Regions from separate parts of the Homo sapiens genome. Here regions 1 and 2 are each linked to region 3. Evidence: chromatin contacts called from ENCODE Hi-C or POLR2A ChIA-PET data. All regions are on one chromosome and are shown on one strand. The core of a region is the stretch at or near the end of the contact, and the rest is flanking DNA. Distances in the headings are between cores, read along the strand shown. Region 1 has its middle 58 kb from the start of LINC01243. Region 2 has its middle 35 kb from the start of LINC01243. Region 3 holds the start of LINC01243 (long intergenic non-protein coding RNA 1243).

What was found. Hi-C counts contacts between places; a loop is a spot of excess contacts on that map. ChIA-PET counts read pairs that join two places held with the same protein, here RNA polymerase II (POLR2A). Pooled maps may share reads with other maps.
Region 1: a map of heart left ventricle shows a loop between it and region 3 (6-fold over the local background). The contact joins the enhancer-like site here to the promoter of LINC01243 in region 3. A Hi-C loop is called at or near these places in 2 of 168 maps with a recorded cell type or tissue (heart left ventricle and left ventricle myocardium inferior) and 1 of 50 pooled maps. POLR2A ChIA-PET finds 5 or more read pairs at or near these places in 1 of 52 experiments (activated T-cell).
Region 2: a loop to region 3 is called in a map of CD4-positive, alpha-beta memory T cell, with 2.1 times the contacts of the local background. The contact joins the enhancer-like site here to the promoter of LINC01243 in region 3. A Hi-C loop is called at or near these places in 6 of 168 maps with a recorded cell type or tissue (CD4-positive, alpha-beta T cell, CD4-positive, alpha-beta memory T cell, CD8-positive, alpha-beta T cell and 3 more), 13 of 37 single-sample maps with no recorded cell type and 11 of 50 pooled maps. POLR2A ChIA-PET finds 5 or more read pairs at or near these places in 3 of 52 experiments (CD4-positive, alpha-beta T cell, activated CD4-positive, alpha-beta T cell and activated naive CD4-positive, alpha-beta T cell).

What each region holds. Positions count from the first base shown.
Region 1 is chr9:31,321,391-31,325,125 of GRCh38, reverse strand. No RefSeq gene overlaps it. Among named protein-coding and RNA genes, the nearest start is that of LINC01243, 58 kb to the left of the region's middle. Within about 2 kb of position 1,250, at least 3 of the 41 ENCODE cell types and tissues checked have a DNase peak (open chromatin) inside an H3K27ac peak, as active enhancers do.
Region 2 is chr9:31,344,540-31,348,545 of GRCh38, reverse strand. No RefSeq gene overlaps it. Among named protein-coding and RNA genes, the nearest start is that of LINC01243, 35 kb to the left of the region's middle. RefSeq lists enhancers at 1,241-1,300, 1,331-1,400. Within about 2 kb of position 1,310, at least 7 of the 41 ENCODE cell types and tissues checked have a DNase peak (open chromatin) inside an H3K27ac peak, as active enhancers do; they include CD4-positive, alpha-beta T cell and CD8-positive, alpha-beta T cell, where a contact is called at or near this core.
Region 3 is chr9:31,379,308-31,383,205 of GRCh38, reverse strand. It overlaps LINC01243 (long intergenic non-protein coding RNA 1243), which reads left to right and starts at 1,716. Exons shown (of 2, transcript NR_135134.1): 1 at 1,716-1,847.

The DNA of each region.
Region 1 (3,735 bases), core at 1-2,500, 58 kb after region 3:
TACTAAATATTTTAAAATTGTACATTTGTACAGGACACTTACCATAGAGAAAGCTTGCAGGACTAAAAGTTATTCTGGGTGAGTCAGTTAGTGAGTGGTGAGTGAATGTGAGGGTCTAAAACATTAGTCTACAGTTCTGGAGGCTTTACGATACTGTACACTGAGGCTATCCAAATTTATATTAAATACTTTTTCTTCAATAATGAATTGACTTTAGCTTACTAAAACATTTCTACTTTATAAACTTTTAATTTTTAAAGAAGTTTATGAGTCTTTTATAGTAGCACTCATTTTAAAACATCAATACATTGTACAGTTGCACACAAATATTTTCTTTATATCTTTATTCTATGATTTTTTTCTATTTAAAAATTGTTATTAATTAGTTATTTTTTTAAAAATTTTGTTAAAAACTAAGACTCAAACACACATATTAGCATAGGCCTACACAGGGTCAGGATCAATATCACTGTCTTCTATCTCTACACTTTGTCCCACTGGAAGGTCTTCAGTGGCAACAACATTCATGGAGCTGTCATCTCCTGTGATAACAATGCCTTCTCCAGCAGTAACTCCTAAAAGACTACCTGAGGCTCTTCTTGAGGTTTCACTCTTTATATAAATAAGTATTATGACATTTAGAAACCCACAATGTTATTAACTGATAGGAATTTTCAGCTCAATGATAATATTATGGGACCACTGTATTATATGTGGTCCATTGTTGAAAGAAAAGTTCTTATGCAATACATGACTGTACAACAGCATTCAAAACAGGTTGGGATTTCATTTCCTCCCCAGGAGGTAGCTCCCTGCCCTGTGAGCTCCTCACCATTCTGCTACACCAAGTGCTGTAAGCCCTGCAGTGGAGCCTCTGTACTGACAGAAGGAACCTTTCTTCTAGATAAAGTGACACTCTCGGCAAAATAAAAGTGTGGTTATGAAAAAATAAGTATGTAAAAGACAGTGGAAAGAGAGATCAGTGCAATGGGGAAGAAAAACAGAGAACCAGTAAGATGCCACACCTGCACAAATCAAGATAACATAAAAGCCCTGTTACATGTGAAAAAAAAATTAAAAACCCTCCAGGTGAGTAGTACTAGGGCTTTCCTTTGAAGTGCTGTGGACAAATATAGGAACACAGGGTAGGAAGTGTTAGAGAATCCTGAGTCTAAACAGGCCTAAGAGATCTCTAGCACTTCCTGTACTGGTGTCTTCAGGAGATTGTGGTTTCCTAAGGGCTTTACACCTTTGTGATTAGGATAAAACTTGTATGGTTGCCTTCGCAGCAGACTGAGCAGTTAAGTATTCCTCCTTAAAAGGCTAAATATGCAGAAGTGATAGTGACATAAAAGCTGCTGTCATTTAGTTTGGTTTAAAATGTGTTATTTAAGGGATATATGGATAATAAGGGAAGTTGGAAGAGTAAGGAGAGGAATAATAATCTGAGAATAAAAGATTCACTCTAGATGGCAGGGAAATGATAGCAGTTGCTCGAGGAAGAGATGCTCTGCTCTTTAGGTAAATATTTCAGAAATTCTTCATATTCTTCTGTAACTTTTATTATACATATAATTTTATGCTTCTATAAATGCTCCAAACACATAAATGAACACCTAGATGCAATTCATATCCCTTCCAGTTTAAAAAAGTAAATTTGTCTGCAAAAAATAACCCAAAATGCCACACAGCAAAATAAGAGCAATTTGGGTTTAAAAGAAGAGTCTGACAAGTGGGAGAGAAGACAGACAGCACTACATGACCTCCAGCCAATTTCCTCTGTCCAGTTGAAGTGATTATCCACATATTATTAAGATTGGTATACTTTTCATTACAGGCACTGTGTAGAATTTACACAATTTTAATTATACCATAATAGAAGAATTTGTTTCACTCAAATAACATTTTTCTTTCTTGCAGAAGGGCAAAAATACTGTAGCAAAGATTCTAGTTCCAGGCAATAATTTCAGGCAAGTGCTTCTCTTCACTTTCTCCTAAAATGACTAAAGAAATATAGATATACTTATCTTTAGACAACTGGGAAGGGTGACTTGTACAGTTCTGAAACTTGAAAATTTCTATTAATAAGGCAGAGGAAATCAGATAGAGGGAAGATTTGATCAAGGACATGTTATCACTCCACATGACAAAAGCATGTGAGTGATGGGGCAAGATCTGAGGCAGAATATTGCAAATCATCCAAAGGTGAGAAACTGAGTAGAGATGAGAAGGACTACAGTGAGACAATGAGACAGGGGACTTGGGCAATGCAAGTTTTATATGTGACTTCAGAGATGAAATATGTTCTGGAAATCAGCCAGTAACAGATGCAGTGAATATTGTGCAGAGGAAAGTGAAGGAATGCCCGTGCTCTAAAAAAATTAGCAAATAATATTAATAATGACATTAAGTTCTTGCAATGGCAACGATAAAACCAATGGCAACAACACTGTGTCGCAGCTATGGATGACTTCTCACAGAACACTGTAAGTGTTACAAACTCTTTTACTCCCATTACCTTCTTTCGTGGAACCTGACACTACTGGGTAACACGAAAAGAGTCATGAGAACAACCTAGTGCTCAAACTGATAAAATATTACTGATTCCAAACTATCCTGTGAAACACCAGAGGGAATCAATTTCACTCGTTCTCCATCCAGAGTTTCTTCCAGGCAACAATTTTATAAAATAGAGTGGCTGGGACAATGCAGGCGAGAGACTTTCTGATTCATGATTATGAGTGGACTTTCACCTAATTCATTGGGAGAAATAGCAAATGCTGAGAAGCTTTGTTGTTTACAGGAGGATCAAAGAAAATCTGCTCTGCATGACTGCCAGTCCTTCCTTCATGACACCATTCTTTCCCTATTGCACTGTGTTCACTCAAACTTCGCCAGGATTCCTTCTATATTTTAGCCAATAAAACCACATTTCTCTAACACTATTTTCTCACATTTCCTTTTGATATATACATTTATTTTTGCTATACTCTGATTAACGCAGGGAAGGTATCCCATAACCTGATTTGTGCTACTTCAGTGGTTTGGTTTCAGATGGACCATATATCTATTTGGTCAAATTTCAACTATAATGATGGCAGCAGCAGCCCATCTGGAGCAGCCACTGCCAAGAGGGTGGCTGCAGCAGGGGAGGCATGGCTGGGCTGCATGCTCAGTGGAGCCAGTGGGAGCCGGGAGCAGGCAGGAGCCCTGCCCTCCCAGGCACAGCTGCAACCACCCAGGCACAGCTGCAGACCTGGGCCTCCCTGTGCTCTTGGAGGCTGGGAGCAGGTGGGAGCCCTGCCCTCCCAGGCACAACTGCAACTGCCCAAACTGTGACTGCAGACCTGAGCAACTCGGCATTCTCAGAGTCCTGAGAAGGCGCCCCCATTCCCACAGGCTCAGAGGTGTCTGCTCCTGCTTCCTGGCCTCTCCCCACTCTCAGCTCCTGCTCCACTCTTGGTGTGAGGTTGGGGCCAAACCTGGATGCTGTTGCAGCCTGGGCGGGTGTTCACACACTCGGAGCAGTGCTGGCATGCCAGCCTTCTGCCATCTTGGCCTCTTCTGGACTTTGGGCACCGATGAGCATGGGAGTGAGGCTGAGAGGGGGCTGAGGACAGCTGGGAGCTGACTTGCAGACACCCTTGTCACAAACAGGTGGCAGGAGGCAGCCAGGCTCCTGGGCGGAAGGAGGTGGGTCCCTGTTGAAGCCCCACCTTCAAGCCTGGGAGAGCC
Region 2 (4,006 bases), core at 61-2,560, 34 kb after region 3:
CTCTCCCATTTTGACAAATTTCAAAGTGCCTCTCAATTGTTGCTGTAATCTTTAGATCCTGTGGAAGGTTTTTTCCACACTTTCAATACTGACCTCTAAAAGGTAAATCAGTATACTTCTTTAACACTCACAAATTAGTAATCATCTGTAGAATGCTTAGAATCAATTGTTAATTTTCAGCATCTTTTGACCATCACTGGTCTGTCTCTGACCTGTCTAGCTGTAGGGGATAAAAGCTTATAGCATGTGAGGTTGATTTCTTTGATTTCTGATTCAGTGGATATTATTCTCATCAGAACATTGAGAATGCTTTCAGCATCACTGAAACTTTAAGACAGTTGGCTCTCCCATCTCAGGTGTGCCAGGAGGCAGTGTATGTGTGTTTACATGAATACTAACCAACAGCTGTCCCTCTCCAAGCCTTTGTAGTACTATCTTCTCCCCATAAGGTTTTTTAGTAGGTTCCAAATTGAAGTCACTATGCTATATGTTGTCTACATCAAGCAAAGCCAACATAATATGTCATCTCTTGAGGAAATTACATCCGAATTCAAAGCTCATTGTGGCACACTTTTTCAACATTTGATATTTAGAAAAATACTAACATCTACGATTCTTTTTTCCTTGATTTAAAATGAGATAACTAAATACATTCTAGTATTAAGTGAGATACCGTATTTAAAGTGATTAGTGTCAAACTTTACATCCAGCAGTATTCAATAAACATTAACAGTCATCACTATTATACTGAACTAAAGCTCTTTGTCTCCAGATATTCTGCTCTAGCTAGAATGTAGAATTCGTAAGAAAAAATTGTTTCCATTTTTTGGAAATTGTTTCCTAGATAAATTAAAAGTCCTATGTTTTTAAAGGCAAAAAGTGCTGGTGATTCAAAAGACTCTTAATGATTATGTTCCAGAGAAATACCAGAAGTTTCTAGAAAAACAGAAACCAGTGATCTCTTCCTTCTCTCAGGCATATGTTAAACCTCGGCCACGGGTGGGTAGAGGATCAAGCCTGCCAAACTTAAAGGGACTGTTATGGGATAAGGAGAAACCAGCGGAATGGATAGCAACCATTTGAACTGATGTGATAGATTCGAGTATGTGGGATCCCAAATATACAGCTAAGTTTTTCCTGCCTGCCAGTTCTTTTTTACAGGACATTTTCTGAAAGCATAATAGAATTGAAGGCTGGAGGATGGATTGAAAAACAGAAATAAGTCTTTGAAGTCCTGCTGTACTTATATCACAACATCCTGCTAGATGTACGGAACCACATGTTATTCTTAAGAACAGGAAGCTAAAAGGAAACTGAAACTCACTCAGCAGCAAAAACAAACAGGCCAAACAACTCAGCTCAGCCCTGAAAGGATTAAAGTATTGTCCCCTGCGTGTAAATGTATATCAAAAGAGAAAAATATAATAGTATTTGGTCAAATTACAATTTTTTTTGAACACAATATTTGGTATACAAAAAACATTTACATAAGGGGCAGAAAACCGTAAAATTAATATTCATATTCAACAGTTAAATAAGAAAATGGGAACAGAACAACAAACAACCTAAGTGTTAGAAAAAACACTTTATAAAAATGATTACAAATAAGAGAAAAATCAGAGAGAAAAGTGGACAAAATCAATGAAAGTATTGGTCATTTTAACAGATGGCTGAGAATAGGAGATTATTATTTTCACAGAAATTTTATAATTTTATAAAAGAACCAAATGTATTTTCTTCAACTAAGAATTTTTTAAAATCTTAAATAGTGTTGCTTGGATAGGGTAACAGCAGACTTGTCACAGAAGAAAAAATGGCTTAGAGAATTTAAGATACATTAATAAAACTATACAAAGTATAGAGTGAGCATAGATTAATTTATAAATAAAAGAAAAAATTAAAACAGAGTATCAGTCTTCTGAGGTAATGTCAAATATTTTTCCATGTTAGGAGACTGAGAATAACACAGAAAGATAATTAAGACACAGAAAATTTTGAAGATACAATATGAAAGAATCTCCTAAATTTGTAAAACCTTTAATATGAATTTCAGTAAGCTCATTAAACCCCAAACAGGATTAATACAACACAAATACACATATGCACCAACCCAAAGCATATCATAAAGGCTTCATAAAAATGCTTTTAAAAACTTAAATATTGTCATCACTGATAATGAAACCCAGATGACCAGAAGGCAATAAAATGTCATTTTTAAAGAGCAAAAAGGAAAAGAAAATCTAGTCAATAGTTTTTAATCTAGTGAAATATCCTTCATAAATGAAAGTAAAATAAATAGATAACTGGAAAAATGAAAGCTGAAAAAAATTTGTCTCCAGCATACCCACAATAGAAAAAACAAAATTTACTCTTCAGGTAAAGGAAAAATGTTTTCAGGAAGAAGCACAAATCTGCAGGAAAGTATGAGAATGATAGATTAATATAGATAAAGATAAAAGTCTATAATAAAACATTAAAAGATCTGTGTAATTTTGGATGTATGGCTTAAGTAGAATAAAATATGGTATTTATTTATATATCAATAATAACAAAAGATTGTTATTCTTGTTAACAGATTATTAAAATATTAATTCAAACTGAGCTCAAGTTAGCCATATGTATTTTAAAGTGCTAAGTAAACATTAAAATAGGAAAAGTGAAATGCAATAGTGCTGACAAAATAAAAAATTACTTGAGTTCCTCAAAAGAGACAAAAATGTAAAAAGAAAAAACAGAAGGAAATAGCAATAGCTTGTATATTTTAAAACAACCTCATCGGTAACTATATTAAATATAAATGGTCTAACCACTCCAATTACATTAGAAAAACTGTCAGATTTTATAAAAAGAGGCTTAAATATAGGCAGTTTACAAGTGAACCACTTAAGTATAAGCATAGATTTCCAGAAAAAGTTGAGCAAACTACATGCAAATAAAGTAGAAAGATGAATATAATAACTAAAGTAACAGCAATCAGTAAAATAGAAAATGGATTAACACAAAGGACATTGAAACAAGCCAAATTTTGTTTCACTAAATAGGTTAAAGCAAGAAGGAACAAAAAAAGAGAGAAAAAAATTTCTAACAAGATGATTGAGAACAGGGGATTATTATGAATTATAAAATATTTTAAACAGGAAGAGAATATTATGAGAAACTTTATGTCTATAATATAACTTAAATAAAATAGGCAAATTCTTTGAGAAAAATAACTTTAAAAAACTGACACAGGAAGAAATGGAAAACCTGCACAATTCCATGTCAGTTAAAGAAATCGGATCTGTCATTTCAAACTTTCTCATTAAAAAAAATCTTTAGACATAGATAACTTTTCTGTTAAATTCTATTAAATATTTATAAAATATATAATAGCAAACCTATGAAAAAAATTTTCAGATATTCGAGGTATAGATAATGTTTCTCTACTTGCTATCCAAGATAGAACCCTGATAATAAAACCTGGAAAATATTACTTGAGAATAAACTCCCTAATCAATATCTCTCATGAACTTGAAATAAATTTAAAGAATTGCCTGTTTTCATGTAGTAATGTATGAAAATGCTGATATATAATAACTAAGTGTTTTACTCTCTGTGAATGAATGGTTGTTTTAGACTTTAAAAATCAGTAAATCAGCCCAGGTGTAGTGGCTCCTGCCTGTAATCCCAGCACTTTGGGAGGCTGAGGCAGGTGGATCACCTGAGGTCGGGAGTTTGAGACCAGCCTGGCCAACATGGTGAAACCCCATCTCTACCAATAATACAAAAATTAGTCAGGCATGGTGGCGCACTCCTGTAATCCCAGCTACTTGGGAGGCTGATCATGCCATTGCACTCCAGCCTGGGTGACAAGAGCAAAACTCCATCTCAAAAAAAAAAAAAAAAAATCAGTAAATCAATATAAAGTAAAAAATGTATATTAAATTTTTAACATAATAGGAGAAATATTTTTATTCTAGTTGAAGAATAATACTCCCAACTCCTTTTCAACTTTAACTGCAGGTTT
Region 3 (3,898 bases), core at 467-2,966:
CAAAATTTATTTTTACATAACCAAATTTTTAAATTGCATTTTGCTATCCACAGCAAAAGGTTGAAAGAAAAGACTTGGAACCAACCCAAATGCCCATCAGTGATAGACTGGATAAAGAAAGTGTGGCAAATACACACCATGGAATGCTATGCAGCCATACAAAAGGATGAATTCATGTCCTTTGCAGGGACATGGATGAAGCTGGAAACCATCATTCTCAGCAAACTAACACAGGAACAGAAAACCAAACACCACATGTTCTCACTCATAAGTGGGAGTTGAACAATGAGAACACATGGACACAGGGTGTGGGAGCATCACACACCAGGGCCTGTTGGGGGATGGGGGGCTAGGGGAGGGATAGCATTAGGAGAACTACCTAATGCAGTTGACTGGATAATGGGTGCAGCAAACCACCATGCGATGTGTATATCTATGTACCAAACCTGCACATTCTGCACATGTATCCCCAAACTTATAGTATAATCGTTAAAAAAAGAACTGAAACTACAAAAAAAAATCTTAGATGCTTTTAAATCCAAGATGTGGAGATTAAAATCTTAATGTAATTAGCTTTCAAATTACTGATATTCTAATCAACAAAGACCCAGCTTTGTACTCCCATTTTCTAATGAAAATTCAGCCAATAATTTCAGCATATTTAGGAATGAAGTGGTTTCTGTGACATGAATAAATTCATCCTACCCCAGATGATACATACAATTGAGATTAATAAGACAATCTGTAAGAAGAATATCTTGGATTTATTTATTTTTATCAGCACAATTCCCTTATTACAAAAATGTCACAAATAATTAGCACACTGTCAAGGTCCAATCAGGAGATACTCCTCATGGCCCTGGCAGGTCTTAAGCAGTATGACTACTTAGTTTGATACTCGAATGGAGTTCTTCCTTAAACAAGCGAAATCAATGAAACTATCAGAAGTCTGGAAAGATATGAGAAAAAGGAATAATGCCATGACAAGTGTGTCTCTACACTGCGCTTAGTACTCTGCAGCACTTCTGAAATATGAGCAACACAGTTTCCAGCATGAACCTCACAGTTCTCCATATGCCCAGGAATTTTGGCTACTTACTTCTTATCCCAAAGGCACCCCGTGTGAGGCACTAGAAAAAAAAATGGTTAAAATTATTATCTTATTTTAATAGTACTTCATTTGACATTCTCTTTACATAAATTATACCATTAAGTAAGAGGAGAGTCAGATTTATTGTAAAACTAATGGAACTGGTTCTTCTTTAAGCTCTTGGGCCTCTGTGAGTGCTGGAGTTTATTGAATGTTTTGGGTAGAGATCGGAAGCCAGATTGCAATTATTTGGCTAAACAAACCTGACAATACAGGTACCTAGATTACCAAGGCTACTACATATATTTTTTTCATTCTGAAAATATGTTCACTTTCATGCCCCATTGTGTATTTGTTCTGTGTTATTCTTTTTCTCAAATAGAGCTCTCCAACTTTCATAAGATTTTGGTCTCCTCAAACCTAAATCCTTATCCCGGGGGGAAAAATGAGATTAAAGATCTCTGCTAAACCGATCACTAATTTATAACGTAGAACGCTTATATGACTTATCTATTGCCATTTTCATGCTAATAACCCTCAAAACTCAGTGACATAGAACAATGAGCATTTGTTTAGCTCAGGTCTATAGGGGAGTGATTTCATCTAGGCTCACTCACAAGCCTAGAGTCACTGTCAGGAAGCTGAGCTAGGATGCCTTTAGCTTTGATGACTGGGGTGACTTGGCTCATTCCACATGTTTCTCATCCTCTAGTGGGCTATACTGGGAATGTTCTCACAGTAATGGCACAGAGAAAGGGTAAGTAGAGGAAATACACACTAACTTGTTCAAGCATCTCTGTATCCCATCGAGTAATGCCTCATTGACCAAATCAAATCATATAGATGGTGTAACAGAATCAAGGGGGCAAAAATGACTTGTTGTAACTTTGGAAATTGTTAATTAGGATATATTCCGTCCTTACCTTTTAAAGATACATATTGAGATATTTGCTGTTGAAATTACATGAAGTCTTGAATTTGCTTCAAAATACTATAAAGAAAAGAAAATGGATGGGATGAGATGAAGCAAGACTGATAATGAGTTGATAAATTGTATGGCTGGGAGATGAGTACACGGTGTTCATTCTACTGTTCTCTTGACTTTTGCACACATTTCAGGGGAGGCTTTATCAGTCATTTATTTCATTAAGCATATAGGGGATATTTTTAGCGATAATGTACTCTTTTACTTATAATTGTGTTATTATAATATATAATGTCTAGAGAAATTTGGAGAATATATATTAGCTGATAAAATATTATTTAATTGTATTTAAAAAGAATATATGTCTTATCCAATACATATCTTTAAGGTTATGTTTATTTCTGGTCAATTTCAACATGAGTTTGTGTATTAACAGTGATTTATTGAGTACCATCTGTGCACCATGCCCATTTCTAGGCTCTGGCCATAGAGAATGAAACAGATGAATGGGGTTTCTGATCTTGAGGTTTTCATGGTTGTATTAGTCTTCTATCACCGCCTTAACAAAGTTCCATAATATTGATGGCTTAACCAGTACAAAAATAATATCTTGTAATTCTTAAGTCAGAAATTCAATATGGGACTCATTGGGCTTAAATCCAGGTGTTGGCAGGTCTGCATGTCTTTCTGAAAGCTCTAGGGGAGAATCAGCTTCCTTGCATTTTCTGTGCTCTAGAGATCACCCACATTCCTTGACTTGTGATTCCTTTCTTCCATCTTCAAAACCAGCAGTGTCGCACCCATCTGTGATTTTCTTCCACAATCACATGTCTATCTGAATGACTACAGTCAGGAAAGTTTCTCTACTTGTAAGGGTTCCTGTGATTAGATTAGGCATACCTGTCCAATCTAGGATAATCGCTCCATCTCAAGGTCCTTAAATTTAACCACATCTAGAACCACATCCCTTTTTTCATGTTAGGTAACGTATTTCAAGTTTCAGATTTGAGAATGTTGACATCTTTGGAAGGCCATTTTTCTGCCTATCACAATAGGTAAATGCTGGGAAGAAGCAAATTAATTAATTAAATAATTAAGCAAAATAGACATTTTCAGACACTGATATATACTATAAAAGTCTGTAAAAGAGTGATACAATAGTCAATGATTTGCAACTTGTGCGTAAGAGAAGGCCTCACTAAGGAAGAGACATTTAAACTGAGGCTTCTGACAAATAGAGATCACCTTGCAAAGTGATGTAGGCAGGTAATTCCCAGTTAAGGCAAAGCTAATGTAAAAGTCCAAGGTGGGAGAATAGAAAGAAGGCAAATGGGCTAGATCCTAGAGAGCTAAGGGGAAAGTAGCATTTCATGAGGTTGGAGAGTTAGTAAGAGTCCAGATTTTTTGGCTTATTTATTGTCTGATTTACCCTGTTGTAGGTTCTGAACTTTGTACAAATTGCCAAGGAAAGCTAAGTAGAGAAAGGAAATAATCTGATTTATGTTTAAAAGTAATATCTGGCCGCTTGGTGGATAATAAACTGTAGCTTTCTGTTCTCCATAGCACCTATCATGACCTTGGCTGTTAAGTCCTAAATTAGTAATTTAATTAAAATTCCTATGTTATTTAGCAAAATACTCTTTGTAAATTAATATGTTTAAGTTTTGAAAATAATCCAGTATGAGATTTTGGAACTGATACTGAAAAGCTAAGTAAAATTGGATGAACTTAATTATTTCTGTTAAATAAGAACTACATTCTTCCTTCAGTAGAGATAATTCTGATATTTGGTATTTACTCAAAGGTTCAAATAGGAATATGAACAATGTATGTACATATATTTTTAACAAATCCTAGTATATGGGATATGTCATCATATTTTT